Regions from separate parts of the Homo sapiens genome. Here region 1 is linked to region 2. Evidence: chromatin loops called from intact Hi-C (ENCODE). Cell type or tissue: IMR-90. All regions are shown on one strand. Links, peaks and the distances in the headings refer to the core of each region. The heading gives the core; the rest is flanking DNA.

Region 1 (15,246 bases), core at 4,369-12,368, 410 kb after region 2:
TGCATGTGTGTTGTGTATGTGTGGGTGTGTGGTGTGGTGTATATCTATGTGTAGTAAGTGTGGTGTGTGTGTCTGTGTGTGGTGTGTCTGTGCATGTGTTGTGTGTGTGGTGTGATGTATATGTGTGGTGTGTGTGTCTGTGTGTGGTGTGTCTGTGTGTATTATGTTATGTATGTTGTGTGTGTGGTGGGTGTGGTGTGGTGTGTGTGTGCATGTGTATTGTGTGTGTGATGTGGTGTATCTGCATGTGTTGTGTGTGTGGTGTGGTGTATATCTATGTGTGGTAGGTGTGGTGTGTGTGTCTGTGTGTGTCTGTGTGTGGCGTGTCTGTGCATGTGTGGTGTGGGTGTGTGTGGTGTTTGGTGTGGTGTATAGATATGTGTGGTGTGTGTGTGCATGTGTGTTATGTGTGTATGTGTGGTATGTATGCATGCATGTATGTATGTGTGTGCATGTATGTGTGTGTATGTGTGTATATGTTTGCGTGAATATATATCTGTGTATGCAGGCATGTGTTTGTATATGTTTGTGCAAGCGTGTGTGCTAGTATGTGTGTGTGCACTTGCTGTGTACATATGTGTATGTGTGTTTGTGTGCATGTGTGTGTGCATATGTGTATATGTGTTGGTGTATATGCGTGTGTATGTGTGTGTATGTGTATATGTGTCTATATTGTGTTTATGTATGTGTGTATTTGTGTATGTGTTTGTGTATATGTGTATGTATATAGGTGTGTGTATAGATGTGTGTATGCATATGTATATGTCTGTGTATATGTGCATGTATTGTACATATGCATATGTGTATACGTGTATGTGTGTAGGTGTTTGTATATTTGTGTGTTTGTATATGTGTCTGTATTGCATCTGTGTATGTGTGTGTATATGTGTGTCTGTGTATGTGTGTGTGTGTATTGTGTATGTGCATGTATGTATATAGCTATATGTATAGGTAGCTATATGTTTATGTATATAGCTGTGTGTATAGATTGTGTATGCACATGTATATGTCTGTGTATATGTGTGTAGGTATATGTGTATAAATGTGTGCGTATGTGGGTGTGGGTGTATGTGTGTGTATGTGTGTGTATGTGTGTGCTAGCAGGGGATATGCTGAGCAGGGAAACATGACAAGGACCTGGCAGCAGTCCCAAGGGGTGATAGTGGTGGCCTGGATTCTGGTGGGCTGGGGGTGAGGAGCGGATGGATTCCGAGAGTTCGGAGGGGCTTGGGCAGGACTGGGTGGTGGTTTGGAAGTGAGTTCGGAGGGGCTTGGGCAGGACTGGGTGGTGGTTTGGATGTGAGTTGGGAGGGGCTTGGGCAGGACTGGGTGGTGGTTTGGATGTGAGTTCAGAGGGGCTTGGGCAGGACTGGGTGGTGGTTTGCATGTGAGTTCGGAGGGGCTTGGGCAGGACTGGGTGGTAGTTTGGATGTGAGTTGGGAGGGGCTTGGACAGGACTGGGTGGTGGTTTGGATGTGAGTTGGGAGGGGCTTGGGCAGGACTGGGTGGTGGTTTGGATGTAGGAGGTGGGCAGGAGGAGGCAGCAAGTGTCTGCTGTGGGAACCCGGGTAGTTGACGGGGGCTCATTCTCTGAGGTGGGAGAGAGGAGCAGACGGGGAAGGCAGTGAGTTCAGCCCTGTACCCGACATGTGGGGCAGAGCTCCTGCTTTCTGGGGGTTCTGTGGCCTTCTCTGAGTGACGCCCACACATGCACATACACACCTACTTCCCCCAGTGCACCTGGGCTATTCCCCAGCTTGGCAGCTGATGGGAAGAATCAGAAAGGGTCTGGAGGGCAGTGGCTGCATCCTGCTTCAGCCCGAGCTCTACCTTGACCAGTAAGTCCTGAGCCCCGGCCATTTCCGGGCTGTCCCCGGGCCTGGTGGGAGGAGGAAGACATGGCCACCATTCTATTAGAGGCCTGGCTGTGGCCAAGCTCTCTGAGGGACAGGAGCCTGTAGCACTGGACTTGGTGGCCCAAGCCCCCGCCACCGGTGGACAGACGTGTACCTCAGAATCCAGAACTCAGGTCCCAGCACTCTGTTCTAGCATTTGAGGCAGCCTCATCCTAAAGCCTGGAGTCCCTCCTCACCTCAGCCTTGGGCCCCTCTGGCTGGATCGCAGGGTGCTAGCGTCTTCCTCTTGGCAGAAGGCCAATGGAACCCCAAGAGGCGCTCTCTCTGCCCCCTCTTTTCAGCCTCTCTAAGTGTCCCTCCTCCATGCCCACTGCAGAGCAGCCCCCGTCTGATTTGCTGGGTCATCCTTGTCCCCTTGGAGCCTCAGTTTCCTCACCTGTCCATGGCAGAGCCATAGTGGGGGAAGTCCCCATGATGAGGAAGGGGCACATTCCTCAGAACAGGGGCATCTCTTGTCCTCCTGTCGGGGTCCCTGCCTGCAGTGTGGGGGGCCGCCTATGAGAAGGCTCTGTGGGCCCCTCCTCTGGGGCCCTCCCTGGCAGGCGGCCAGCAGTTCTTCTAGGCTGAATGAGTTATTTTGAAGCCAATGTGGGAGGTGGATTAATGAGCAGTTGGCTCTGGAACTGTGATCGGTGCCAGCCCCCAGCTCCCACCCTTGTGCCCACTGGCTCTGGAAATGCCACCGAGCATGGGCCTCCCTCCCCAGGGCTGAGCAGCAAGAGGCAGGCTAGGAGGCCCACTGTCCTGTCTCACCCATCTCCCATCCTCAGGCCTCCGGGGCAGGAAGGGGCGTGTGGTGGTTCTTCTCAGGTCAAGCCGAGCTCCTAGCGGGCCATCCTTGAGAGTCCCCAGCAGGACTTCGAGGCCCCTCCGAGGCTGCCCCAGTTCTCTGCTCTGGGCACAGTGCGTTGGTTGTCCAACATTCCTGTGAATCTTTAGCAGCAACAAAAGTTCGGAGCCCTTGCCTGCCACAGCCAGCCGCATTCCAAGAGGGACATGCAGCTGGGGTTCCTGCTCCCATTTAGCACATGAGGAGCAGGCGCAGCCAGTCACACAGCCAGGGGGTGGGGGAGTCCAGGAACCCATCTCCTGTGCGTGCCCGTCTACCATGACGCTCCCTCAAGCCACAAATGCTCCCTCCTCCCTCTCTCTCCCCGCCTCCCCGTCCTCCTCCTCTCACTCCTTCCTCTGTGGCCCTCATGCTTGCTCTGTCCCCCTTCTGATGACCCCAAATCCTTTCCACCCTCTTCCCAGGGTTTCCTCCCCATTGGGCCATGACCTCCACAAAAGCAGTGGCACAACAGACCCATCTCAGTCACCCCAGCATCCAGCACAGGGCTGGTCACAGCAGCATCCACAACTGTCCACTGTCCACTGAGTGACCAAGTGAATGAATGTGTGCAGCCCAGTGCGACCCGGAGCTCCCTTCCAAGCAATCTGTTCCTCCGGCTTGCATGCCTCTGGCTGTGGGAAGCTCACTTCCTTATGAAGAATCCGTTTCCACCTTTAGATGGTTCTGTCCATCTGGAAGGCTGGCCTTATGGTGAGCTGGAAGCTGCCCCTCTGGAGCTGCCCACATGAGCCACACAGAACAGACCTGCTGTCTTTCCCCACTTCATCCTTTCATCAAAACCCCACTGCTTTGTGCTCCAGGCTGAGCGGTGGAGATCTGGCTCCTGCCCACTAGCCTGGGTCACCACATCCCGGCCCCTGGCTTCTTTGCTGTTTCTCGTGCACATCATGCCTGATTCCCCGCCCAGCACCTTTGCACCCCTAGTCTTGGTGGGCCCCTTCTCCTCCATCAAATCTCCGCCCAAACATGTCCTCTCCAGCGGAAGTCAGCCCTTCCCTTGTTCTGTTGCGTCCTCCTGTTTATTTCCTTCACTTGCCAGCTCATCTCAGCTTAGCTCATCTTACTTCCTTAATTTGCAGTCTTTATTTCCAGCCACCATGAGAACAGAAGGTCTCTGGAGTGGGGACCTCATCTCTAACCCTGGAGCCTTCCACAGGGCCTGGTACACAGGCATTAATAACTGTGTGCCCAATGACATCATCCCCATCCCCATCACCATTCTCTTCATAGAGGCAGAAGAGCCATGAAGCGGCTAAAAACCAGGCCTCTGGGCCATACTGTCGGGCGCTGGGGCTGAATCCGGGACTCAACCAGTGTTTCCAAGCAGCCTCAGAGATAGAAGCAGGCAGGGCTGAGAACGCTGATTCCCCACTGCTCAAGCAGGCATCTTGATTTTGCCCAGAATTTAGGCTTTTTCTCTTAAATCTTTCTCATTCCCCTGTAAACACAGAATCCCTTCAGGATCTGCAGGGGAAAGGAAATTCATGTATAATGAACATCTCCTGTGTGCCTCGTGAGTTTGTTTGCTCTTCCTAACAACCCCATGATTGAAGCCCCTGCTTTACACATGAGGAGCCTGAGGCTCCTCAGAGAGGCTGATGCACTTGTTCAAGGACACACAGCTGGGAGAGATGAACCTGGGACTGCACCTCAGTGCTGTGCGACCCCAGGATCTTGGGGTTTGGAACTGGAGGAGTTCTGTGGAAGTTGGAGCCAGCATGTTCTGTAGAGCCAGAAACAGGCTTTGGCTGCCCCTGAAGCCTGATCCAAAGGTAGCGAGTTCCTCCACTGGAGGATACCAACAACATGCCGAGTAAGCTACCACGAAGCCTGTGCAGTTGACACGTGTTGGCTCCGTTCCAACAACTTTAGGAGGAGGGAACCATGCTCAGCCCTATTTACCCTGAAGAAATGAAGACTGAGAAGTCAGTGGAAGGCTCTGGGACAGAGTGGAATGAATATGCAGTGGAAGTAGTCATTACAGCAGTTCCAATGCGTGCGTCACTGCTTACGTGGGACACCGCAGTGGTGTAGCCAACCCTGGGCTCAGGGTGCTGCAAACAACACTCCACTTAATGTTTACAGCAACCCAAGGAAAGCCAGTGCCATTATTGTAGCCATTCTCCAGATGTAGAAATGGGTTCAGAAAGGTTAAGTAATTTGCACAAGGTTACACAGCTTGTCAGTGGCAAAAAAATGACAGTCACATGACCGACTTCAAGCCCCACGAGAAATCCCCAGCCGATGGGGCTGCTGCTTCTGAGATGAAGCAACTGTGAGCCTCTGTCAGGGTCAGGAGCCCCAGTCCTCTTTCTAGGGCCACTTGTGACGTCCCCATCCTTGTGGGCCTCAGCAGAAGGGAGAGTATCCCTGGGGATGTCCTCTGGCCATTTCAAGGACAAATTGTAGAAGGCTCTCGGTTTGAGGGGCCATCTTTCCTGTGACCGTCTCTGGCTCTCACAGGTGCAAAGAATCACCCTTTCAAGAGGGTCTTTGGATCTAGAACCTTCCACACTCCTCTCCCATCTGATCAGCCATACCACTCTGAAAAAGCAATCTGAAGGAAATATTTTAAAATTTGAGAACAGCTTTTGGCACAAAGGTATGCATCACAGCTTTGTGCAGAATAGCAGGAAACAATTTTCAGATTGTGAGCCATGGGATCAGCCTCTTGGAGGAGAAAGAACTTAGAATGAAAGGGAAATGCTCATGAAATCTTACATGTACTGAGCAGGAGACGACAGAGCACCATCTAAAGCACAGGGGTAAGCAAAGGAACAAAAGGATGTCAGCGAATGTCGAGGACGCTTGGGGTGAGACAGAGCTGGGGACTTTTCTATGTTTTTTCCTTATTGTCATATTTACCAAGTTTATTTAAACAAGCATTACTTTTATAGTGGGTCAGTGGGGAGAGAGATAGAGAGACCTCTATTTTATGCAACTAAAACCGAAACTGCTTCTGGATGCAGACAAGAACCAGGTGTGCCACCATGGCCAGGGTGCAGGCTCTCCCACTGCCAGATCCTGTGAGGCTGACAGATGTTGAATTTTCTAATGCTGCCCTTCTCTGAGGAACACTGGACATCTCAGTTAAAAATGTTGTACCTGGGTTGCCAGAAATTCTTTCCAAAGCACTTACAGTCTTACCTCAGGCTTGGCTGTGGGGCGTCTTGGCAGTTCTTTTGCCTGCAACTCTTGCACGTATTTTCCAAAGCACAGAATCGTTTTTAGTGGAAGTAGTAGCTTTCCCCTATAGGATCTTCAGCGCAAGGGCTGGGGAAAAGGTGGGCAGTGGGTGTGGCATTTCAGCTGGCTGATGTCCATATTCACATGAAGGGAGTTCATCTGATCCAATGGGCTTGACCAGGGAATTTAATTATTATTTGGGTGTACCAGGGCTGAGGGCCCTTTCCAAGCCAGGCCAAGTCTGCAATGTCCCCTGTGGCCAGGGGAGCCCCGAAGGTCCAGAGACCAAGGAAGGAGCCCAGAGCAGGCCAGGGTAGCCCCTGGTCCTGGGTCTCTTGTGCCCCCAGATGCTGTTTCTCCCCAGCTGGAGCTGGTCTGCTGAGGGCCTTCAGGAATCCTCCAGGGGTGCCCAGCACATCAAGAGAGCATCTCACTCTGGGCGCCTGTGTCCTTAATCTTCATGGGACCATGCCCGTGAGAAGGTGGAGGACCCTTCAGCACAGCCGCTGCCTGCCCCTGGGTGGGGGCTGATCCTGAGGGTGGGTCTTTGGAATGGAGCAAGTAGAGGTGAGGAGTGAGGGGGAAGGGGGTGTGCTCTATCCTGTGCTTTGTGATGAACTCCTAGCCCCATCCGAGGGAGGTGAAAACTGAGGCTTGGTACAAGAGACTTTCCCAAGATCATCCAATCTGCAGCAGAGCCAGAAACCCAGGACATGAGGTTTCTCAGGGGGCATCAGGACCCCCAAGTGCTCACTGTGGAAGGTTCTTCCAAAGCCTCCTTCTGGTCCTAGATGGGCCCATCATAGAGAAGGAATAGTGAGTCAGCTCTAGGCAGTGTGTACACTGGAAAGAACATGGGCTCTGGAATCAGATAAACTCGGTTTCTACTGTGTGATCTTGGGTAAGTCACTTAACGTCTCTGAGCCTTCCATTTTCTGTAGCTGGACACCAATACCAACCTCATGGGGTTAGTTTGAAGCAAAGGAGCTTTCCTGGGAATGACAGGGAAAGAGAAGTCATTGACACCAGGGGATACTCAGCCGGTCTCAATGCAGGACAGATGCTCCCAGGACACACCAGCGGGAGGTGCCCCCTGCCGGGGTCTGGAGGGCAGGACCAGCATGCCTCCTCCCCTGAAACCTCTGCGCCTGACATTGCCTGGCACGAGGCAGGGGCTTGATAAGTGTCCGCTGGTCAAATGGAGCGGATCTGGCAAGGGGCCAGCCCCATTCCTGGTGTTCTCCCTGCCTTCCTGGCTCTGGAGCCCCCTCCTGCTCCGAAGGCTCCGCTCTGCCATAAGCCAGGTCCCTACCCTGCCCTGTGTGGCTCAGGAGACGTGGACATCCCCGAGCTGGTCCAGATGCCTGCACCCCTGCTTTGCTCCTGGGGGAGGACTTTGCCTGTTTCTCATGGACGCTTACACCGTGCCAGAGGCTGGGCCTCACCTGCACGATCCCGTTAATGCCTCGCAACCCCACAGGGCAAGCGCCTTGAGGATCTTCACTCTACAGAGGTGGCAGCTGGAGCTTTGGAGGAAAGGAGTTGCTGCTGCGGACTGAATTGTGCCCCTGCTGCCCCCACATTCATATATGGAAGCTCTAACCCTCTATGTGACTATATGTGGGACGCGGTCTTTAGGAGGTAATGAAGGTAAAATGAGGTCATAATCCCACAGGACCGCGGCCTTATAACAAGAGGAAGAGGGACCGGAACGCTCTCTCCATGTGAGTGTACAGGGCAGGCCAGGAGGAGGGCCCGCTCCAGAAATGGCCCCGCGCCAGGCTGCCCAGCCGCCACCGCTGGGAGAAATGAGTTTCTGTTGCGAGCTGCCAAGTCTGCAGTACTGTGTTATGGCCGGGGCTGACCGTCACTCACCCAAGGTCACACAGAGAGGAGCAACCAGGATTCAAGCTCAGTCTGTTCTTGAGAACTCAGGCCTGTTCATGACCCCACAGTGGGTCTCCTGTGCTAGGGCTGTGCCTCAGTAGCCGGGTCTGTGGAGTGGGTGGCTTTTTTCTGCCCTGCTCCAGGGTCATGAAGCCTGAGTAACCTCTGACTCACCTCAGGCTCGGCAGGCTCCCTGCTGGCCATGGGGCCATTTCTGCTGCTGCAGCGCCCCCTGCTGGCCCAGACCACGTCTGCCTTGTGCCTGTCCCCTGGAGTTCGTTCCCCTCCCTCCAGATCTGGCTCTCCAAGCCCTGCCCCTTCCGTGCCATCCCTCAGGTTCTGCAGGGCACTGGCCACTTCTGCACAGCCAGGCCTTCCCACCCTACCCCCGAGATTCACACAGCAGGGTCCACTCCCTCCCAGGCTTGGCTTCCCCAGGCTGAGGGCTGGGCATTGGCACCCTTCCACAGACCACATGAGTCAGCTCCCTCCCCACCCAACAAGGCCAGTGCTGGCTCTGTCTGAGGTCCCTTTGTTCAGGTCTCTTCTGAAGAAAGGCACCAGAGGCTCCAGCTCTGGCCATAATGCCCCAGATGAAGCTTGACAGGAGAACTGGACACAACAGGCCAGGTGGGGATGGGACGCCTGGATACTGCCTTGGGCCTGAGTGGGCAGGGAAGAGGCAAAGATATGCTATCGTGGATCCTAGGCTGGCTACAAGGCTCTCAGATGCCAACCCACCTCCCTCCTGTCCTTTTACACTCCCTGGGCCCCCTGCCCCCTGCAGCCCAGGGCCCCTCACTGCCTCCTCCACCAGCTGCTCACTGAACCCCTTGCAGCTCTTGGAGAGGGCAAGCTGAGATTCTGGAGCCAGAAACTCCTGGGTCCTTTTCTACACTAACTCACTTTGTGACCGTCTTCTCTCTTGGCCTTCATTTCCTCAACTGTGCAATGGGAGCAGTGCACCCCTCTTGGGTGTGAAGGGCCCAGCAGAGGGCCCAGTGCAAAGCTGGCATCAGTGCATGTTTGTGCGATGGGCAGACGGGTTGGGGGGGTCAGTAGCCTTGACTACAGGGACAGGGACTCTGCTCACCTCCAGGCTGTCTTCCTTGCCTTTCTTTCCTTGAAGGGAGTGGTTCCCTCTGAGTGCCTATGCTAATGAGCTCCCTGCAGCCCCATCTGCATAAGGAGCTTCTGACTCGGTTTCTCTGGGTCAAGCTCAGGCCATGGAGGCATCTTAAGGTCAGCTTCAGGTGGGAAAAGTAGGTAGGGGTGTTGGGAGGCAGATCCAGTTCCAATCTTGATTTCACCAAGTTCTTATCGAAGAAACTCCTGGAAAACTGTTTTCCATTGTCTGAGCCTCAGTTTCATCTTCTGGAAAATGGAGCAATGACACCCTGTTAAAGGAGCTCCATGAGAAGGTGCAACTCAGAGTAGGTACCTCGTGCCCACACCCACCACAGTCTGGGTTGCATCTACACTTGCCCTCTCACCTCTCGGTCCCTAACTCCTCTGAGCTGCAGTAGCTCAAAAGCAGCTCAAACTCAGCTTATCTCACCCTCAGCTCCTTACCCCACCCTAGTAACTGCCCACCCTCCACTCACTGCACAGACCAGAAACCCAGGTGGGGTTTCCTTGATTCCTTTCTCTCCCTCAACTCCTTCCCTAGTCCCCAGACCCACAGCCCCAGAAGATTCCATCCTCACACACTCCTGCTGCCTCCTTCCTTGACTGCCCACTGGACTGGTGCAGGAGCCTGTTGGCGGTTCCCACATTCGTCTAGCTCCTTTCCAACCCTTTCCCCACACTGCAGCTAATGACTTTATCAGGCTCACATGTGGTTCCTTGCTGAAAATCCTGCAGGGGCTTCTCAGTGCTTTTAGGAGGAAGAACACATGTCTCTGCTGGAGGTCCTGCATTATCTGGGCCCTATGACGACCCCGTTAGATTTCAGGGCGCCTTCCCCTCACTTGGAGGTCCAGCCATCCTGGACTTCCTTTGTTGACCTTTCCCTCTGTCTGGAGTGTTCTTTCCCATCCCACCTCATTGCCTGGTTGCCACCTACTCACTCTCCAAATCTCAGCCCAGGCACAGCATCTCTAGAGAGGCTTGTCCTGAGCCCCCGGCAGGGTTGAATGCCTCTGCTGCAAGCTCCTGGCAGTCTGCGGCCTCTTCTTTGGGCCCTTTCTTGGTTATTACTAAACAAACCTTTGGGTGACCCTATGGCAGTCTTCTCTGTCCCACAGACCGCAAGCTCCCTGAGAACAGGGTTGCCTCTGTGCCTGCTTGCCTTGGCAGCTCCAATCCCTGCAGAGAATTTGGGATGAAACAGATGCTTGATAAATATGGTCATATCCTCCTTGAACCCCTGGAGGCGTTCATTCTATGTCCTGAGTTTTGCACAAGATGTTCAGGCTGATTATTGGTTGGAGAGCTCACGATGTGGTGGAAAGAATCTTAGTCTGGGATTTCTGGGATTCAGGAGTCTTGAGTTCTAGCCCTGGTTCTGCTGTGTGACTCTGGGCAAATCACTGCCCCTCTCTGAGTCTGTGTTCTCACCATAACATCAAGGGGCTGTATTGTGCAAGATCAGAGCAATCTCTTCCAATCGGATTGGTACAGGAAAATTTCTTGAATAAGACAGGGCCTGTGCAGGGTCTTGAAATAAGAGCAGGACTGAGTGAGGTGGAGAAGGAAAGGCATTCCAGATGGGAGGAACAGCATGAGCAAAGGTGTGAATTCCATGTGTGGCTGGATGGAGGGTGGGAGGTGAGGCCCGGGTGAGCAGGAATGGTGGGGAGCAGGGACTGAACTCCCCTTCCCAAAGTCCTCTGGGGCCCCCAGCTGACTAGGATCCCAGTCCCAGCTCTGAGAATGGCTGGTTCAACCTGAAGCTGCCTTAATTGCAAGGCCCCTCAATTATCCACCCCACCCAGCACCTCCCGCCTCTGGCGTGGTGGGTTAATTTCTGGCTCTCCAGAGTTGTCCTGTTAATAGTCTTGTCTTCCTGTAACCGACAGCTCCCTCATCAGATAGCGGCAAGGACGAGTCCTCCCGGGGGGAACCAGAGGCTCCTGCCTGCCGCCCTCTATGGCTAGGGAGATGGCGTCACCGCCCAGGAATGCTGCACCCAGGCCCCCTCCCCATTCCCAGCAGCTTATCTAGTCTGGAATCTTGTGTCTGGCTTTGTCATCTCCTGCCCTGTGCCGCCCCCTGCCACCCTCAGCCCACACAGTGTCCCCTAGAGCCGGCTCCTGTGGGGTTTTGGGTTAAAAGCCTGCCAAGATTGGTTTCTTGGTGCCTCGTTGGGCCAGGTCTGGAGCTCTGGCTTCTGGGGGTGAGGCTGGGTGCCGGCATCCTGGCTGAGGGATGGGTTGAGAGGCAGCAGTTCATGTGCAGGATACTGCAGGCTGGATTAGCAGGCTAAGATTGGGATGGGTGGGAACTTTTCCTGCCAGAAAGAGCCCGGGTCCCTGAAACAGTGGGGACTACGGGATGGGAAGCAGGGATTTCATCCTGAACAATCAGCCCACCCAGTGGGCCCAGCATCGAAGCAGTGGGGAGAGACTGGGTGGGTGAGATCAGCCAAGTGTTTGCAGCAGGTGCTGAGTCCTGGGGTAAGGTTTGCCCCTTGTGGTCACCTAAAATGAAGTGCCCATCAAAGGCAAGACTTCAAAGGCCACTGGTGCCAGAGAACAGAATTAAGGGCAGAAGGAATTCAAGGACTGTTTTTAATGGTACCAGACAGCTTAAAGAAAGGAAATGCGATGAAAAATCCCTAGAGCCTTAGCCCAAGGCATGGACCCAAACTCGAGAACTTTCTACGGTCTGGAAAAAGAATCTCATCTCCTATCAAGGCAGGGCAGACACGACCAAACACCAGATGCCTACTTTGATCTGGTGGGTTGCTGAGTTACAATATTAGTTGAATTCCCAAACTTTGCAGGGTTTTTACATAAATATCAGGAATTAATCCAGAAGAGGTGAGAGTTGAGAATCAGAATGAGGTAGACAGGATGGTGCACTCAGAGACCCAGACTTCCAAGCCCTACAGAGTGTCCCATGCTGGCCAAGCTGGCCCTTCTCCCCTCTTAAAGGGGTTGTTCTAGCTCCAGTCAAGATTCCTTGCCTAAGGGTATTCATTTGCAAGGCAGAAAACAACACTCCCTGCTTGTGCTTCCAGGCTTGTGACTAGATCAGATTCCAGCATGTTCCTGTTGACCAATTATAAAGACAAACTTTGGAGGAGAAAGTTTACTTACCAACAGAATTACAAGACTTTACTAACTTGTCTTGGCAAAATCCTGGGCATACCACATGCGGATGGTTTATCAGAAGGAATATCATTTTAGATCTGATGTCAGGAATTAATCCAGAAGAGGTGAGAGTTGAGAATCAGAATGAGGGCAGACAGGATGGTGCACTCAGAGACCCAGACTTCCAAGCTCTACAGAGTGTCCCGTGCTGGCCAAGCTGGCCCTTCTCCGCTCTTAAAGGGGCTGTTTCAGCTCAAGTCAAGACTCCTTGCCTAAGGGTGTTCATTTGCAAGGGGGAAAACCATAGAAAGTTCCCGGGTTTGGGTCCATGCCTTGAGGTAAGGACCTAGGGATTTTTCATCCCTGTTTTCTTTCTTTAGGCTGTCTGGTGCCATTAAAAACAGACATTTCAATTCACAGTTCTAGAATTCCTTCTGCCCTCAATTCTGTTCTATGGCACCAGTGGCCTTAATTTCTTGATGTCAATGAGCCTGTCTGAGCTGTGGATTCAATATGCTGGATTCAAAACTCCCAGGAGCTGGGAGAGATTTCTTGATGTAAGAAATTCAGGAGAAAGATGTCCTCCTATCCCAAACCCTGACCCTTAAGAGACCCCAGAAGTTACTCCCTTGTCTAAGACCTTATACATTATCATTGAGGAGGGGAGTGCCAACCTCTTTGAACCCCTCTGCCCCACCCAAAGGCTGTTCTCTGTGTATTAGGCATGCTGGTGGTAGTTGCCATTGTTAAATAAACCCCTTATATCAATGGAAAATAAGCCATTACAATAAAAAATGTCAGACCCTCACCCCACTCGATATGTCGTACCAGGCTGGGCACAGTGGATCGTGCCTGTAATCCCAACAGTTTGGGAGGCCGAAGTGGGAGGATTGCTTGAACCCAGGAGGTTGAGAGCAGCCTGGGCAATGTAGGGAGACCCCATCTCTACAAAAAAAAATAGAATCATAAAAATTAGTCAGGCATGATGGCATGTGCCTGTAATCCTAGCTACTTGGGAGGCTGAGGCAGGAGGATCACCTGAGCCCAGAAGGTTGAGGCTACAGTGAACTGTGATTGAGCTACTGTACTCCAGCCTGGGTGACAGAGTGAGACTCTGTCTAAAAAAAAAAAAAAAAAAAAAAAAAATTCGGAACCTGGATCCCTTGAATGGAGTGGTCAGCGTTGAGGAAACACTATCTAATAATATAATTTAGTTCCTTAAACCTTCTCTTGTTCCTCTCCAAAAGGACCTGTGGCCATATTTCAGAATAACAGTGTACTGGCGAAGATCCTAGATCTCTTGAAAATTAACCCTGAATTAATGCTAATTTCTAAAGACCCAGATTACCCAGAGATTTACCAATGAGAGTGGGGGTTTACAGGGATCAGATGCTGAATGGAATGTTGATCTGAGTCTGCTCCCTGAGAGGCAGCAGTACTATCAGTGGGTACTTCCCCAGGTTCTCAGTACAGAGTTAGAATAGATACTCTCCGGATTGGCAGATTTACTGCATGGTTCCCTGACCCATAGAGCAAGGACAGGCCAAGGGAAAGCCACTATAGGTTCCCAAATCACATCAAAATAGTAAGTCAAGGGCACTAATGCATATTAAACAGAACCACAAAGATAACATGACTGTGAAAGAAACATGCAGGGATTGTGCTTCCAGTTAACTTTCTAGTTTGGCCAGCGTGTAAATTGGATGAGTCTTGAAAAATGAAAATGGATGATTATAATTAATCAGGTGGTGATTCCAATTATAGTTCCACAATGTTCCAAAAGCGGTCTCATGATTGGAACAAATTAATGTAGATTTGACACCCAGAAACTATTTTCCCTCCTATATCCTGATCACCAGAGAACATCAGAACTACTTTATTTTCTCATGGCAGGGACAAACAACAGCACACCTGCCATCTTGCCTCAGGGCTGAGTCAACTCTCCAACTCTATGCCATAAGTTAGTTCATGGGGACCTTGATCATTTCATCTTTTTATAGGCATCACACTGGTGCAGTACACTGGTGATGTCATGCTGATAGGTCCTAGAGATCATAAAACAGCAGGTACCTTGAAATACAATTGTTTTCCAGAATGAGGGAGGAACAGCCTGTGAAAATACAGGGGTCTCAGTTAAGTTTGTGGACATAATGTCTTAGGAAATTCAGAATATTCCCTTCAAAACGAGGAACAAATAAATGAAGGTTGTTGAACTTTGCATCCCCGACCACTAAAAGGCATATCACTGGGTGGGCTATTCTAGATTTTAGAGGCAACATATACCACATATGTGTCTGCTACTTCAAACTATTTCCTGAGCAATCAAAAGTGTCTTGCTTTGAATGGGGTCAGAGCTGGCTAAGACTCCAAACCAAGTCCTTAGGATCCATTAGATTCAATGGTGCTCGAAGAGTCTGTGGCAGACTGTGATGCTGCACGGAGCCTTTGGCAAGGCAAGATAGGAGAACCGCAGTAAAGGCCCTTCATTTTTGGAGCAAGGCCATGGCTTCTTTGGCAAATAACCATTCACCTTTTGAGAAACAGTTCCTGGCTTGCCCCTTGGCACTGTCAGAGGCTAAGCATCTGACCATAGACTACAAGGTAACCATTTAATCCAAGCTACCCGCTATGTCGTCTGACCCACCTAGCCATTAAACTGAGCATGCCCAGCAACGCCCCTCTCTCAAGTGGAAATGGTATAAATGGGTCTGGCCCTGGGCACATCCTGAAAGCACAGGTACATTGCATGAGCAAGTGGTTCACTCTTCCAGCATGCTGTGGCTTTCTCAGCCTACATTTGTGCTCACAGAAATGCCCTATAGCCAACTTATCGAAGAGAAAAAATTCTGAGCCTGGTTTACAAAGGACTCTGCATGGTATGCTGGCACCAGCTGGAAGCAAGACCTTGTGATATTATAACCCCATTTAGAGTATCCCTGAAGGACAGAGTAGGGAAATCCTCACACTGGGTAGTACTTTGAGTGTTATATTTTACTCTCTTGATCTGGAAGAGCAGAAGGCCTAAGTTCTGCAGTGATTCATGGTAAGTGGCTAATGATTTGGACAGATGAACAGGGACTTGGAAGAGACAAGACTGAAGGATAGGTAAAAAGGAAGCTTGGAAGAGGCATGTGGTTGGACTCTTAGA
Region 2 (15,246 bases), core at 1,452-9,451:
CAGATCATTCCAGCAGGTATCTCAGCACCCTGTGACAGAGCTGCAGTACCCTGAATGGAGAGGGACTCCCAGGTACCCCACCCACTTCCTGATTTCAAACCTTTGCCCACTACTTGCTGGGCTATTGACAAGTCCGCCCTAATCCCCACTTTCTTCTGCGCCTCCTGAATCTCCTTTCATGGTTTGGGCTCTGCTCGAGGGCTTGGTGTGAGCCTCCTCGGGGCCACTTCCTAGTCTGGGCCTCCCCAGCGAGCCCCTCCCTGACCTCCCTGCTTCCAGGCTCACCCTTTCATGTCAACCCTCCTGTTTTTTTTTTTTTTTTTTTTTTTTTGAGACAGAGTCTCGCCCTGTCACCCAGGCTGGATGGAGTGCAGTGGCGTGATCTCGGCTCACTGCAAGCTCCGCCTTCCGGGTTCAAGCCATTCTCCTGCCTCAGCCTCCCGAGTAGCTGGGATTACAGGGGCCCGCCACCACGCCCGGCTAATTTTTTTGTATTTTTAGTAGAGACGGGGTTTCACCATGGTCTCGATCTCCTGACCTCGTGATCTGCCCGCCTCAGCCTCCCAAAGTGCTGGGATTACAAGCGTGAGCCACCGCGCCCAGCCAACCCTCCTTAGTGACGCTAACTTCAAGGCAGATTGTTACTCCTCACAATTCTTTCATGAGCGTGGGTTGGGGTGAGGAGACTGAGGCACCTCCCTACCAGCCCTGCAGCTCCCCAGAGAAGATGAATTTATCAGTCTTAGAAACAGGATAAACTTCATACAAATGTGAAATTGAGTTGAAATGTAAGCCACAGAGCCTTTTAGTTCTGCAACAGTTTAAACACCATCATTTTCACACCAAAAGAAACCAAAATCACCTGTCTCATGGAGTGACCTATCCTAACGTCCCATGTCCCACCCAATAAAGCCAGCAGTTCAGCCTTGCCTTGGATGATAGCCTTGGTGACCTGGCCCCTACCCTACCTTCTGGCCCAACTTCCTTCCTTAGCACCCCCTGCAGCCTTTAGTGGGAGCTCCAGGGACACCAAATGGTTTGCCCTTCTGCAGACATGACACTCCCTCTAAGCCCCCAGGTTCCTCTGCATATTCTGTGTCCCTTGCCTGGAATGTCCTCCCTTGCAAGTGCCTGTCCAACTCCCTAAGTCCCGGCCTGGATTTCACTTCCCCTGTTAATCTGTCCCCAGAGAGCAGGGCAAACCTTCCTGTCTTCTCTCACAGCTCTGAGCGCAGCCACCTTGCAGCTCGGTGGGTGGCTGTCCAGCTCTGGCCACAGATGCAGGGCTTCCTGGGGGCCTGGCTGGGCCTCTCATCCCTGCCTTACTCTTGGCACAGAGGGGGTGTTCATGTTTGTCAATTGAACAAATGAGTTGGGCCAAGGAGAAAATCGGGGCCCCTGTGTCTTCTAGGGTCTCCCAGGCCCAGAGGCTGGAATGTAAAAGGACCTAAGGAGAGGAGGTCCCCTCGTGGCCTTTCTTCACACAAACGTCGGGCTTGAGCTTGAGGCAAACTGTTTTTCCCAGAGAAAGCTGGCAGTACCAGCCGCAAGCCATGGTCATTTGAGTGGCAGCCCCCAAGTTTGCAGATTTGTCCCTGCTTCCCCAGAGACACCCCTCCATCCCCACTCTGCAGGCCACTCCCACTCAGAGGCTCTCCCTTGGGGTGAGGCTTTGGAGCTTGCTTGGGAAAAGTCCCACTTACCTCTCTGTGGCTGAAGGGCCCTTGGGCCTCACTCAATAGCAGGTCCTTCCCACGGGCTGCCAGCTCCTTGAGGATTAGGTGCTCCTCCAGGGCCGTCTGCAGGCGCCAGGGGAGGGAGGCCAGGGTGTCCCTGTGGACAGTCACCTGCACCAGTGCATAGGCCTTCCGCGGCCGCCTCACCACTTCAATGTGCTCCCGCGCCACCGGCATCTCCAGCCGCTCCAGGGTGTCTCGCAGCAGGCAGGCAAGCACCGGCACTGAGAACTGGGGGTTCAGATGGCCCACATAGAGAGTGTGCGCCGAGGGAGCCTCCTCGAGGTCAGAGTACTCCGTCAGGGACTGCTCTGCGGGTAGCTCCGGCAGGGACTCCTCACCCCAGGACTCCATGAAGGGCTCTGACACCTGTGTTTGCACTGATCTCTTCATGGGGGTCATGGGAAGGCTCTCCCTGGGAAGGGGTTCCAGGATTCCTCACTGCTGGCTGCTTCTCCCAGGGTCTGTGTTCTCAGTGTGGCTTAAGGGCTCCCAGAGGACTCAGGGAGTGTCCCGGCTCCTGGGAGGTACACAGATTGGCAGAGACTGGGCAGGGCCAGAGAGAGGGAGGGCAGAGGGCAAGCAGGAAAGGGCCTGCCACCCACCTGAGGCCTAGGATGAGAAAGCAGAGTCACGTGGACTGAGCAAGACACAGGGCCTGTGGGAAGACGGGATCTGCCCAAAAAGTGGCAGAAGGGACCAGAACTCAGGTCTCTGAGAGCTCCACCATTTCAGTGGCCCCAGGGGTCCTGTCTTCCCTCCCCAACCCACAGGCTAGGGGCCTCCTAGGTACCCTCAGGGTTTCCTGCCTACCAGTTCACTCCTGCCTCCAGGCAACAGAGAAAACCTTTACACAGGGCCTCCTGGAGAGGAGGCCTTAACCCAGGACTCTGAGGACTGGCTGGTGGCCCCATTGCAGCTTCTCTGCCTGCTCTAAAACCCCATGTGAGGCCATCGGGGGCTCTGAAACTAGGCAGCGCTGGGGCAGAGGCTTTTAGAGCAGAGGATCTCACGCTTTTTGGCACACTGATGAAAGCTATGGCCTCTCAGAAAAATGGCCTTTGCATATAAACATAACTTAAGGTGGCTCCTAGACCCTAAGAACTAGTCTAGACTGAGTCCTCCATTTTTGGTCCAGAGAGCAGAGGTCAACAGGGCAGAACGAGGGTTAGAGTTGGGGCCCTAGTGCCCCCGCCCCAAGTCCAGGGAGCCTCTGTCCTGAGCTGTGCACATATGTGCACACACCAGCCCCTCTACTGCTCCCCACACACCCAGCCTGCATCTTCTCAAATGGAATCCTTGAGGCAGTTGGCCTGGGGGCATTCAGGTCAAACAGGAAGAGGAGGAGAGGAGAGGCCTATGACCTTCATGTCCTGGTGGCTCCCGCGGGAGCATGGGAGGTGCCTGCCCTGAGCTCCCATAGCCTCCCGACCCCTGGCCGGTAGCTCTCAGGGAACTTGGAGGCTTGGCACAGGGACGGCCAGAACCAGGGTTATAGGAAGTGGGCGGGGCCTGCACAGCTACCTCTGTGATCTCATGAGGTTCAACAATGCCTTCTTGGCCAGCCACAGGCAGGCTGGGTGCGGGAAATCAAACAGGAAAACTCAGCTCCCTGTGGGTCCCACCACACACTGGAAGCAGACCCAGCGGCCCACCCACCATGCAGCTTGGCTGTGGGACACACTTCCCCACTTAGTGATGTCTCTTCAGGCCCCAGTTCCCATGCAGGTCACCTCTTGCCACCTCTTTCAGCGCTGCTGCCTAAAGCCTCCACCTCCCTCTTTAGTCAGTCACCAATCCCAGGCTCTACTGAGTACTGACAGGGCCCAGCTGCTCCCAAGATGGAGCAGGAGGCACATGGTAGGCTCCAGGGCTCCCCCTGACGCCAGGCCCTTCTCTGTGCTGGAGACAGAGGCTGCTGTCCAGAAGAGCCCTGAAAAATAGGTCAGGCGTAGCTATCTATCTCTTTGGGAAGATGAGGTTGTTACCTGCTGTTGGAGAAACCAAGACGTGGGTGACACACAGTCTTTATCAGCACAGGACTGACCAGTGCTCATCATTCTGCAGAAGGCTGGCAGCGCTTGCCCACACTGCTTCTGGAAGCCCCAATTGGGGGCAGTAAGGATGGTGCCACAGTTAGATGCTTCAACTAAGAAAGCTGTTTGACAGCGTAGAGAAGCTGCCTTCCTTGAAAGCAGCCTTTCTGAAGATGTTACCAAATGTTTGTTTCCTAGGGGGTGAGGCAGTAGTTTGGGTAGAGCACTCAAGAAAAGAGGCTATGGTGTGCGGGGAAGAGAGGGGCGCAGGCCTCAACTGGTGGCAGTGCGAGGCTCTGGGGAGAGTGCATTCGGTGCCCTCTCCTTGCCCGCCCGGGCAGCAGCCAGGTTGGGCTCGGCTTTGTGTCCACAGCTCTTAGGGTTAGAGAATGACGGCTCCAAGCTCCCCCTGCCTCACCCCCTCTCCCTCAAGCCTTTCTTGCCTCTGTCATCCATGAGGTGCCCTCACAGCAACTGAGGCTATAGCTGTTTTGAGATGGCCAACTCAAGTCGTGTTGAACTGTGCAGAAATAGCTGTCCGGGAGAAGCACCTTGACAGACGAAACACCTGAACATGACCAGAGGCGTTCTCCCTACTTACCTAGAGGCCTTGCTATTGGGTGGCTGTTCTGCATGAAATTTCCCAAATTGACTTGAGTGCAGCAACTTTCCCCACTCTTCCTGGCAGTCTCTTTAAGCCACTGCATCACATATTTCTCTGGCGCCTTTAACAGCCTTCTGTGAGCTGAATCAGTTCTACTTCTTTTTGGAGATGGGGGTAAAAATTGTCTTTCATGGTAAGCACTAAACACATTTATGAACCATCTTTTAAATACATAAATATAAGATAACAAGGTTATTTACGGTGTCTCTGGCTCTCTAGTATTAGGTAATAGTATTAGAAAGTATAGGTGCTCTGCAGGCAGCTTGGAGTGGTGGGTTCCCAGTGGGGGGATAAGCAGCCCCGTTAACCCTCTTGCTGGATGTCTGTGACCTCACTGACAAACCTCATCTTGAACTGAAGGAAAAAACCCTAGAATTTAAGCCTCTTTATGAATGTGAGGTGGGGCCCAAAGATGAGGGGCAGAGAGCTGAGCCGCTGTGGATGGCCTCTTTTCATGTTATCTGGACAGTGTCCACTGGGTGGCCCACATGGCCACAATCCCTGAACCCACAGCAGGCATGCCATCCCCTCTTCCCCACAGCTCCCACTTCACAATCTGCTGTTTGCCCAGGAAGGCCAGTCAAGGGGCAGAGGGATAGGGAAGAGGAATGAGCCCAGCCAGGTGCAGGAGAGAACAAGGATGATCAAGAAGAGCGAACTCTGGGGAGCAGAGTTACAAACATAGCTTTCCAGGTCCTGGGACCCACATCACTCCAGCCTCCCTTGGTCTCAAGCCCTCCCCTAGCGTGCTGCCTCCAGCCTGTAGATCCCCACCTGGCTCTGACAGGGCCCAGCCCCAGTTACTGCAGAGTATCTCTGACTTGAGTGGCTCCAGCCTAGTGTCTGTGCCCTGGGTACTGTGGGCTGCCAGCCTCTGTGAGCACCTGCAGTGGCTTTGGCACTGTAGGCACAGAGCCGCAGTTCTGATGCTTGGCTGTGACTGCCTCTGGGCTGAAGGCTGGAAGCTGTGGCTCTGCCCTGACGGAATGTGGTGGCAAGACCATGTCCAGTGACTCAGGGTACTTAGGTAAAGAGGCTGCAAAAAGCTGAGGGCTGCTGAGGGGAGAAGTGTTGGGACCCTCTTCTCAAGGTTTCCCACACTTTTTGTTTTGGTGGTAAAGAAGGAGGGATGATTCACCTTCAGGCTCTTGCCAACGAGGGAGTGTGGCACCAGTGTGAGGGCCGGAACAGTGTCCATTTGGCCCACCATTGCTACACCTCAGGGATCAATCTTAAGGAGTCCCATAAGACCCCCACAAAGAGTGTCTGGACAATGCAGTCCACGGCCAGCAGGCAGGGTGGAGCCACGGCTGGGGAGGGCGGAGTGTTCCAGAAAAATGCCCCACACTCCCATGGATTCGGCCTTAGGTGGGGCCTAGATCTCTGTTACCTCCCAAAGTGTTTGGTGTTTCCCTCCTGAGCTCAGCACAAAGTCAGTGTCATCTCCCTGTCCCCCCATTGAGGGTGAGCACATGAAGCTGATGCCATGAGACCTCTGGCACCTGTGCCTTTCCACCTGGTGGGCTACTGGACTGCTGGGGTTCACGGAGTGGCCTCTCCAACACTGCAGCATGTGTGCACTGGGTCTGAGGCCCGTTCGAGTGCTTTTAATGATTCTGGGTCACTATTAGAAGGCTTTTGGCTTTTGAAACAATTTCCAAAGTTGAGGGGTTTTTTTCTTTCTTAAACAACATTTAATTTTGACCCCAGAGGTTATGGCAGCGTGAATCATCCTCTCCTTTCCTGCAGAACTTGACATTTGGTTACCTTTCTAGTTCTTTTTGTCTGGAAACCAGATAAAAGTATGTTAGCTGTTTCAGTGCAACATTACTTATGGTAAGCATGATTCCTAATTGTAAATTATCAGCACTTGGAGTTTTCTGTGTGAACTATAAACACTTGTTAAAAAGCCATAAGGTTGGGCGTCCTATGTGGAATGACTCAATTGGGTATGTGGCTTATGGGGTCCCTGAAAGCTATGCCTATTGAGTTGTTCAAAGAGATATGAGCTCCTTTGGGGAATGATGCCTCTAAGCCACAGTGAACCAACCCCCTTCTCCCTGATGTGTCTCATTCCCTTGTACCTGAGCTGTCACCTGGGCAACCAAGGAGAATAACTCCTGATGACCAGAGGCTCTGTGAGGACTGCCCTCCTCCCCTGAAGAGGGCTGCTTCCCGCTGCCCTGCAGCCAGGCCATTTCTGTTTGACAGTCTTCAAAGTTAATGACATGCCCAGTGTAGCCTGCAGGGGTCTGGAGTCTGAATGGTAGCTGGATCTGAGACAAAGGCCCACGGGAGAGAGTTGCAGGCAGCAGGACATGTACCCCTTAACAGCTATGGAATTAACCTCTCTAAGCACCTGTAAGATAGGGAAACAGTAGTTATACTATAGGACTGTTGTGAGGTTTCAGTGGGATAGTGTAGAAAAACAACTCAGCACAATGAGTTCTCACAACAATGCTCAGTAGGAAGTTACATACTCTTGGCGAAGAGGGTAAGGTGGGGTGGGTGCCCAGCTTTGCAGCATGTCTGGCCTGCCTACATATGCCAGTGTCACCTTTAGTCCCTGTGTCTTGAGGGTCACATCTAGAAGTTTGTTGTTAGGGTTCAGCAAGGTGCTCATTGGGAATACCCTGAATGAACAGCACAGTCTACAAGATCCCAGTGTTGGCCGGGTGCGGTGGCTCAGGCCTGTAATCCCAGCACTTTGCGAGGCCAAGGCAGGCGGATCACTTGAGGTCAGGAGTTCGAGACCAGCCTGGCCAAGATGGTGAAACTCTACTAAAACTACAAAAAATTAGCCAGGCATGGTGGCGTGTGCCTGTAGTCGCAGCTACTTGGGAGGCTGAGGCATGAGAATCACTTGAACTCGGGAGGCGGAGGTTGCAGGGAGCCGAGATCGTGCCACTGCACTCCAGCCTGGGCGACAGAGACACTGTCAAAAAAAAAAAAAAAACCCCAGTGTCAAGGAGTTGGTAGAAAATGAGGGCCTCAACTTGTTTGGCAGCCTTGACCCTGACTGTTTCACAGTGACCATGGTTAGAACCTCACAGTGGCCAAGTAGAAAATATATTCTAAGTAAGTTATGATATTGGAACTTGTCACTGGTGAAAGCTTGAAGGGCCTTCACAAGTCTCCTCATGCAAATACCCCATAGCCAGATGGGCCCAAAGAAAGGAAATGACCCACCCAAAGCTTCCTGGCACATAGGTGGGCTGGCTAGAACCTCAGCCTTGCAGTCAAATGTCTGCTTTGGCACTTCCTGCCTGTGTGACCTGAGCTTAAGTTTCCTTATCCATAAAATGGGTTTGTTGTGAAGAGTAAGTGAGATAGTTCTAATTCATGTAAGCAGCTCATGTGGCACACAGTGATATAAGTGTTGGTGGTGGTTATTATCAGGTTATACTGCACTGACCTGCTGCTCCCCTATGCCTTCTCTTCCTCCTGCAAACCCTATACTCCAATTATAAACACGACGTGTGGCCCTGGAGTTGTGTGCCTGGCCCCTGGTCAGCACAAGGGGTACAGTGCAGGCCTGACCTGGCTGTGCTGGCCTGCATCTTTCCCCACCCTATATGGGTGAGGATATGCCCAGCCACTGAGGCTCCTAGGAGTTGCTGATGTAAGATTGCTCCCTCCTGCTCTGGCTTTGCATAGCTGCTGTGCTTACTACTGTCTAGCTGCACCAGAGCAAAGCCCTTTGAGGGTGGAGACTGGATTCACATACTGACTTTCCAAGGGGCCTGTGTGATGCTGGGGCTCTGGTGGACATTCGGAAGACCACCTGTTCTTTAGGGACTGCTGGAATTAGAAGGACGCTTAGGAATCATTTTTTCCAAGCTCTCCATTTTATTTATTTGAGACAGGGTCTCAAATTGTCACCTAGGCTGGAGTACAGTGGTGCGAACACGGCTCACTGCAGCCTCGATCTCCTAGGCTCAAGCCATCCCCTCACCTCAGCTCCCCAAGCAGCTGGGACTACAGGTGTGCGCCACCACAGCAGGCTAATTTTTGTATTTTTTTTTTGTAGAGCTGGGGTTTCACCATGTTGCCCAGGCTGGTCTCAAACTCCTGAGCTCAAGAGATCCTCCCACCTTGGCGTCCCAAAGTGCTGGGATTACAGGCATGAGCCAGCGTGCTCGGCCTCGTTTTATGTATGAGAAAACTAAGACCAAGAGAAGGGGAATGACTGGTCCAATGAATGCGTAGTGATTTGGCTGTTAACTGATTAAAAAGACACTGGTATCTATATTGGTTTTTATTTATAAACAGATTGACATAAAATAAGTCCAGATGGCAGCGTGAGTAGCTGTGCTGCTGACTTGCTTACAAGGAAGCCTGTGGACAGGCGAGTGGGTGGAACCGACTCCAGCCTGGAAAACCTGCCCTCCCATCCCCCTTAGCGCCTTCTTGGCCTTCCGGCCTGATTTTCTTCGACAGCAGTTCTGGCCAGGGCAAGGAGCTGTGGTGGGGGCAGTATAAGCCAGGGACTCCCTTCCCACAGATGAGGCCTAGGGCTGCAAAAGGGCCCCGTGAAGAGAGGAGAAGGTGACAGGGATCCTTCTCCTCCCCATATGGAGTGATGTGGTCAAGGCTTTATGGGTCTCTCCACCTCAAAGAGAAAGTGCCCTAGGGTAGTGTCCTCTGAAGAGGGGCCACGCCTATCTGCAGAGGGCCTCTCTGGGACCAAAGCAGGGCAGTCTCCCTCCTCCTGAAACCCAGTGTCTAGTGTGGGAGGAGTATTAACTACAGGGTTTGCCCAAGTGCCAGAAACAATAAATTAACAATAAGATCTTTTTGTAAAAAAGGTAGAGGTTTGCACCACGAGTTTGGATTCAGGGGAATCTGGTGAGAAGGTACGAGCTGTGGGGCGATGGGGTGCCACAGCAAGACCAGGACAGAGTTGGCCTTTTCCTCCATCACGTGGAAGGCATTCAGCCTAAACTCCTGGTGAGAGGCCAGCCAGGGTTGAGAAATAAATAGAGGGACCTTAGAGCCCCGGCAGAGCTGAGGGAAGAGCAGCACCAGCCCTGGACCCCCACTCTCCCTCCTCAGTCCTTCATGGAAGGACTTATCATGGCAGCTGTGGCTAGGAGTGGTGGCTCCACACAGCCTCTTGGAGTCCTGAGGTGGCCCGGAACCCCACTGAGGTGCCTGGGGTGGGCTGATGCCCCTCATTCCTAGAAGAATGCCCCCACCTGCTGCCACTTGGTTGTCTAGGCTGCCTCTCCTGGTTCAGAACTTGCCCTGCTTCAGCCGGTCAATGTGGTAGGAGAGCTTGAGTGCAGGCCCCAGCTTCAGGCCCATGTACTTCATCATCATGTCACTGCGCAGCAGCAGCAGGGCCTTGCCATCGATCTCCTGGGGGGTGGGGAGGTGGGCAGAAGTGGAAGGGAGGCACCATCAGAGTCCTGGTTGGTCTGACCACCCCAGGTTCTGATTATAGGCCATCCTGGGAAGTGCCCGCCACATGGAGTCCAGTTCACCTGCTGTGATGCTGAAGCCTACCTGTTCTCCTCAGCCTTTGTCTCTAAGCATCCCTCCTCCCCAAACATCTCGTATTGTCCCCACCAGGTGAGGCTCTCCACACAGGTTCCTACTGAGAGGTCAGGCAGCAGCACCTACGTGTTTGCGAAACAGGTCAGCGTGGGGTCCAAGCTGAGGATCAGCTTCCCGGACAAACTGCATCACATCCTCGACTGTCCATGAGGAGGGGTCCCGGCCACTCAGTCGAGAGGCATCGCGGCTCTCCAGGTATCGGTCCGACCCTGCAGGACAGGAGGGCACCTACCATAAAGGGCGGGGACTGGTTTGTAAATCCCCACCACTCTCCTTGGCACATCTCAGTGGCCTTCTAGGTGATGCTCACAGTAGTGCCAGACGATGAGCTGAGGAACTGGAGATAGCTGGGGGAGGGAAGCATTTCTTCACAAAGGGAAAGCCAAATCTTTGTTTTTTAAGGGTAGATCTGATTTTTGGAAATGGCCAGAAGAAATTTTGCATTGAGGCTATGATTCAGCCCAAACCTGAGACAGTGGTACCAACATGGTAAGGGGACTATTTGGGTGTCTGGGGGGCCTGGTGAGTGGGGCTGTTTTTGCCTTGGCTCTGGGGGACCATTTCTAGAGAGACTGGTAGCCTGGTAAGATTAGAGACAAATCCTTGGCACGTGGGCAAAAAATACCCTGGATTCTTTTCCAAGGCCTGGAGAATAGGTGACCTCATTACAGCCTGATACACTAAGGCAGAAGCTGGTTTTTTGGTTTCTTTGAGATGGAGTCTCGCTCTGTCACCCAGGGGCTGGAGTGCAGTGGCGCCATCTCAGCTCACTGCAACTTCTGCCTCCCAGGTTCAAGCAATTGTCCTGCCTCAGCCTCCTGAGTAGTTGGGATTACAGGCATGCAGTAATTTTTGTATTATTAGTAGAGACGGGGTTTCACCATGTTGGCCTGGCTGGTCTTGAATTCCTGACCTCAAGTGATCTGCCTGCCGTGGCCTCCCAAAGTGCTGGGATTACAGGCGTGAACCACCGCGCCCAGCCACAAAAGTTTTTGCTTTGGCTGCCAGGAATCTCAATGTTAATTTAGTGTTTTGCTTGGAGCTTTCATCTCAATTTTGACTCAGATATAACGCCTCCTGTTTCCCCTGTGGGATTTGGGATCTCTGTATTTTGACTATCATCTGTCAGAGATCTTTTACATGTTTTATTCTCTCTGCTTGGAATCTGTCCCCTTCTCTCCCTTCAATTTTTAATTTTCTTTGGGCAAACTTCAACTTAACTAAGCAGGTCTCGGCTTCAAGGATCAGTTCCTTTATGAAACTTTTCTGGTCAAATACTGAAATAAATGGTCTCACAAAGTATTTAGTATATTCTTGGTTACAGATCATTCTGTACCATTTTCCCCCATCACACCATGCTAGTAATCTCTATTCTCCATGAAGCAGTAAAGGAACCTTTAAAAAGCAATAATTAGGATGGGCATCATGGCTCATGCCTATAATCCCAGCACTTTGGGATGCTGACATGGGAGGATTGCTTGAGCCCAGGAGTTCAAGACCAGCTTGGGCAACAAAGCAAGAACCCCATCTCTACAAAAAATTTTTAAAAATTAGCTGGTATGGTGGCACATGCTTGCAGTCCTAGCTACTCAGAAGGCTGAGGCAGGAGATCATTTGATCCCAGGAGTTCCAGGCTGCAGTGAGCTGTGAGCGCCATTGCAGTCCAGCCTGGGTGACAGAGCGAGACCCTGTCTCAAAAAAAACAAAAACAAAAACAAAAAGAGCAGTAATTGAACCATGTCAACCCCTTCTAAAAACTCAATGCAGTGGCCTCCCTTTGCATATGAAATGAAATCTGAACTCCTTCCTGTGCTTGCCAGCATCTATGAGGTACTCCATCAGCTCAGCCTTCCTACCTTCGGCCTCATTTCACTCTGCAGCCCCTGCCCGCAACTTACCCCTTACTCGCCGTGCTTCAAACACACTAGCCTTCTTTCTGCTTCTTGAATAAGTCAAGCATTTATCCTCTGACATGCAATTTCCTGGGTCTGGAATGTTCTTTTCCCAAATCTTTTCATGCCTGACTCCTTCTCAACATTTGGTTCTTACCTCAAATATTGATTCCACAGAGAGGCCTTCCCTGATCTCCTAGTAAAAATGCTCAATTCCCCGCACAGTTCTCTACAATCCAATTACCCTAGTTTCCCCCTACCCCCACACAGTACATATCGTTACCTAAAATAATTTCATGGACTCATTTATTTTATGTTTCTTATCTGTCTCCTCCCTATACAATATAAGCTCTCTCTTGTTCCTTGCTATGTTGCTGACACATAAAAGAGTGCCTGGTCTGCCACAGTAGATGTTCGAACACATCTGTTAGATAAATAATGATCACAGATAATAGTTACTTGTATATTTTTCTTTCTCTCCAACCAGACTATGTCTCTATTGAGGCAGGGTCCTTGCCTTGCTCACGTCTGTATCTACAGCATCCAGAGGTGCCTTGTTGCAAACTATCAAGTGGCAGAGCTAACACACACCTGTACACTGAGTGCAGTGGCTCACGCTGTAATCCCAGCACTTTGGGTGGCCAAGGCAGGAGGATCGCTTGAGGCCGGGAGTTTGAGACCAGCCTGGGCAACATTGCGAGACCCTGTCTCTACAAAACAAGTAAAAAAATCAGCTGGGTGTGGTGGTATGCACCAATAGTCCCAGCTACTCAGGAAGCTGAGGTGTGAGGATGGCTTTAGTCCAGGAATTCAAGGTTAACAGTGAGCTATGATCATACCACTGCACTCCAGCCTGGGTGACAGAGTAAGATCCTGTCTCAAAAACAAACAATAAACAAACAACCACCCCCCTCCCCCACCGCCACCACACACACACACCTGTTAAAGTAAAAGGGCCTAATATTTAACTCTCTCCGGCAAAGGCTAAGAATCTCCTCCCATTTGCCTTCATTCTGGGTCCCGGGCCTAAAAAGTCAAAGTACACTTTGTCTGGCCTGGCCTAGTCCAGCCCCTTTTGGAGCAGAGATTCTAGCATATTGTCTTTTCAAGCTTATAGTTGGGCACTGGGGAGAGGTATGCTAGAGCCAGCAGGGGCTGCTTAGAGTCACAGAAATCCCAGTGGCTTTTTGGAGGTGTTAACAGATGGAAAGTTGGAGGGGGCTCTGTGAGCCAGTCACTTCTCCCTGTCTTAAAAGTCTACTGTGATGCTAAGAGAGAAACCAAGTGCAGAGAGGCTCTGGAGAACAGAGAGAAGATATGGGGAGAGAGTGTATATGCAAGAATGTGTCTTTCTTGGACCACCTTAGATAATTCCTCTAATCAGAGGCTAGATACCATATATACATACATACATGATATTATACACACATATATATGATAGTATATATAAATACACACATGCTACTGACTGAATATGTATCCCCTCAACATTCCCATGTTGAAATCCTACCCCTCCCTACCCACATGATAATATATATTAGGAGGTAGGACCTCTGGGCAGAGCCCTCATGAATGAGATTAGTACTCTCATCAAACACGGTGCAGAGAGCTCCCTTGCCCCTTTGGCTGTGCGAGGTTACAGTGAGAAGATGGCTGTCTATGAACCAGGAAGTGGGTCCTCATCAGACACCAAATCTGCTGGTGCCTTGATCTTGGACTTCCCAGTCTTCAGGACTGTGAGAAATAAATTACTGTTTATAAGCCACCCAGTTCATGGTACTTTGTTAGAGCAGCCCAAATGGACTAAGACGACCCACATATTTAATACTACTATATATTTATATGCTTGTCTGTCAGCCTACTCCCATTAGAATATAAACTCCATGAGGGCAGGTGGTAGGAAGTTGCTAATTTATATGGTGATTAGGAGAGATGTCTCCGAAATGATGAAATTTGAGCAAAGACCTTGAGGCAGAAGAGCAAATAGCACATGTAGGATTTAGCAGGAAGGCCAATGTATCAGAACAAAGTGAATGAGGGAGAAAGTGGTGTGAAATAACACTAAGAGGCATGGATGTGTGTGTTGAGGAAGAGGAGGGAAGTGGCAGTGAAGATAACAGAGGACCCTGTACACCATGGAAAACCACTGGCTTTTCTGAGTGAAATAGGTAGGTTTTGAGCACAGGAGTTACATGAACCAACTTGCAATAAGAAGGATCACTCTCATTGTCTATGTTGGTAACAGACTTCAGGGGGACATGGAGAGGCCAGTTAAGAAGGAGGCTACTGGCCAGGCATGGTGGATCATGCCTGTAATCGCAGCACTTTGGGAGGCCGAGGTGGGCAAATCACGAGGTCAGGAGTTCAAGGCCAGCCTGGCCAACATGGTGAAACCCCGTCTCTACTAAAAATACAAAAAATTAGCAGGGCGTAGTGGCAGGCACCTGTAATCCCAGCTACTCGGGAGGCTGAGGCAGGAGAATTGCTTGAACCCAAGAGGCGGAGGTTGCAGTGAGCCGAGATTGCGCCACTGCATTCCAGCCTGGGCGACAGAGTGAGACTCTGTCTCAAAAAAAAAAAAAAAAAGACAGAGGCTATTAGGCCAGGCACAGTGGCTCATGCCTATAATCCCAGCACTCTGGGAGGCTGAGGCAGGCAGACTGCTTGAGCCCAGGAATTTGAGACCAGCCTGGGCAACATGGTGAAACTCTGTCTCTGCAAAAAATTAGCTAGGTGTGGTGGTGCATGCCTGCAGTCCCAACTACTTGGAAGGTAGCTTGAGAGGAAGATCGCTTGAGCCCAGGAGGCTGAGGTTGCAATGAGCCATGATTGAGCCACTGTACTCCAGCCTGGGTGACACAGTGAGAGACACTATTAAAAAAAAAAAAAGGAGGCCATTATGATAAGCCAGGCAAGAGACCACTGTGGCATGAACTACCAGGGTGGCAGTGGTAAAAAGGTGACCTGATATATCAACAATATTCTATAAAGAACCCCCACCATTGTCAACTCATTTGACCTTTAAAATAGCCCTTGAAGGAGGCGTTATCACCATCTTTAGTTCAGAGGGGAGGGGTGAAAAGAGAGAGGAAGTGACTTGCCCTGTCTTTTCCTATTCCCTCTGCAGACAGCCTATGGCAAAGCTCTCCCCATCGCCCCTCAATGTGTACGGCTGGCACTTACTCTTCAAGGAGGGCTTGTTGTCTCAGTCTGAGCATGACTAAGGCAGTTGAGGCACATCCACAAGAGGCCAACTAACAAGCTCATGCCTAATCATCCTGGTTAATGCAGTAAGAGAGGAAACAGACTCAACATCCAAATTCTTTAAGACAAATAATTCTAGGGCCAGCCGAATGAAT

The links. A loop is a pair of places that touch in the nucleus more often than their neighbours do. Peaks named below come from ENCODE experiments on the same cell type or tissue, not always from the same donor. Only the 100,000 strongest peaks of a DNase experiment are listed, where the experiment ranks them.
Region 1: a loop joins it to region 2, with 7 times the contacts of the local background. A loop is called at or near these places in 4 of 110 quality-filtered maps.

Annotation. Positions count from the first base shown.
Region 1 is chr1:41,424,830-41,440,075 of GRCh38, forward strand. It overlaps LOC105378678 (a long non-coding RNA gene), which reads left to right and starts at 1,552. Exons shown (of 6, transcript XR_007066029.1): 1 at 1,552-3,459; 2 at 3,849-8,472. RefSeq lists a silencer at 3,073-3,263 and enhancers at 7,811-7,920, 8,608-9,239, 9,338-10,122. In IMR-90, for the core only: a CTCF peak has its summit at 8,081 (motif pointing left); a DNase peak (open chromatin) is centred at 8,302; H3K27me3 peaks cover 2,826 bases.
Region 2 is chr1:41,018,523-41,033,768 of GRCh38, forward strand. SLFNL1 (schlafen like 1) reads right to left here and starts at 3,203. Exons shown (of 6, transcript NM_144990.4): 1 at 3,101-3,203; 2 at 2,342-2,348; 3 at 1,704-2,256. The coding sequence starts at 2,138. It overlaps SCMH1 (Scm polycomb group protein homolog 1), which reads right to left. Exons shown (of 16, transcript NM_001394311.1): 15 at 10,062-10,204; 16 at 8,680-9,797. The coding sequence ends at 9,672. It overlaps SLFNL1-AS1 (SLFNL1 antisense RNA 1), which reads left to right. Exons shown (of 4, transcript NR_037868.1): 2 at 10,011-10,190. RefSeq lists an enhancer at 8,343-9,261 and a silencer at 13,721-13,921. In IMR-90, for the core only: CTCF peaks have their summits at 3,598 and 4,924 (motif pointing right); no DNase peak of the experiment used is centred there.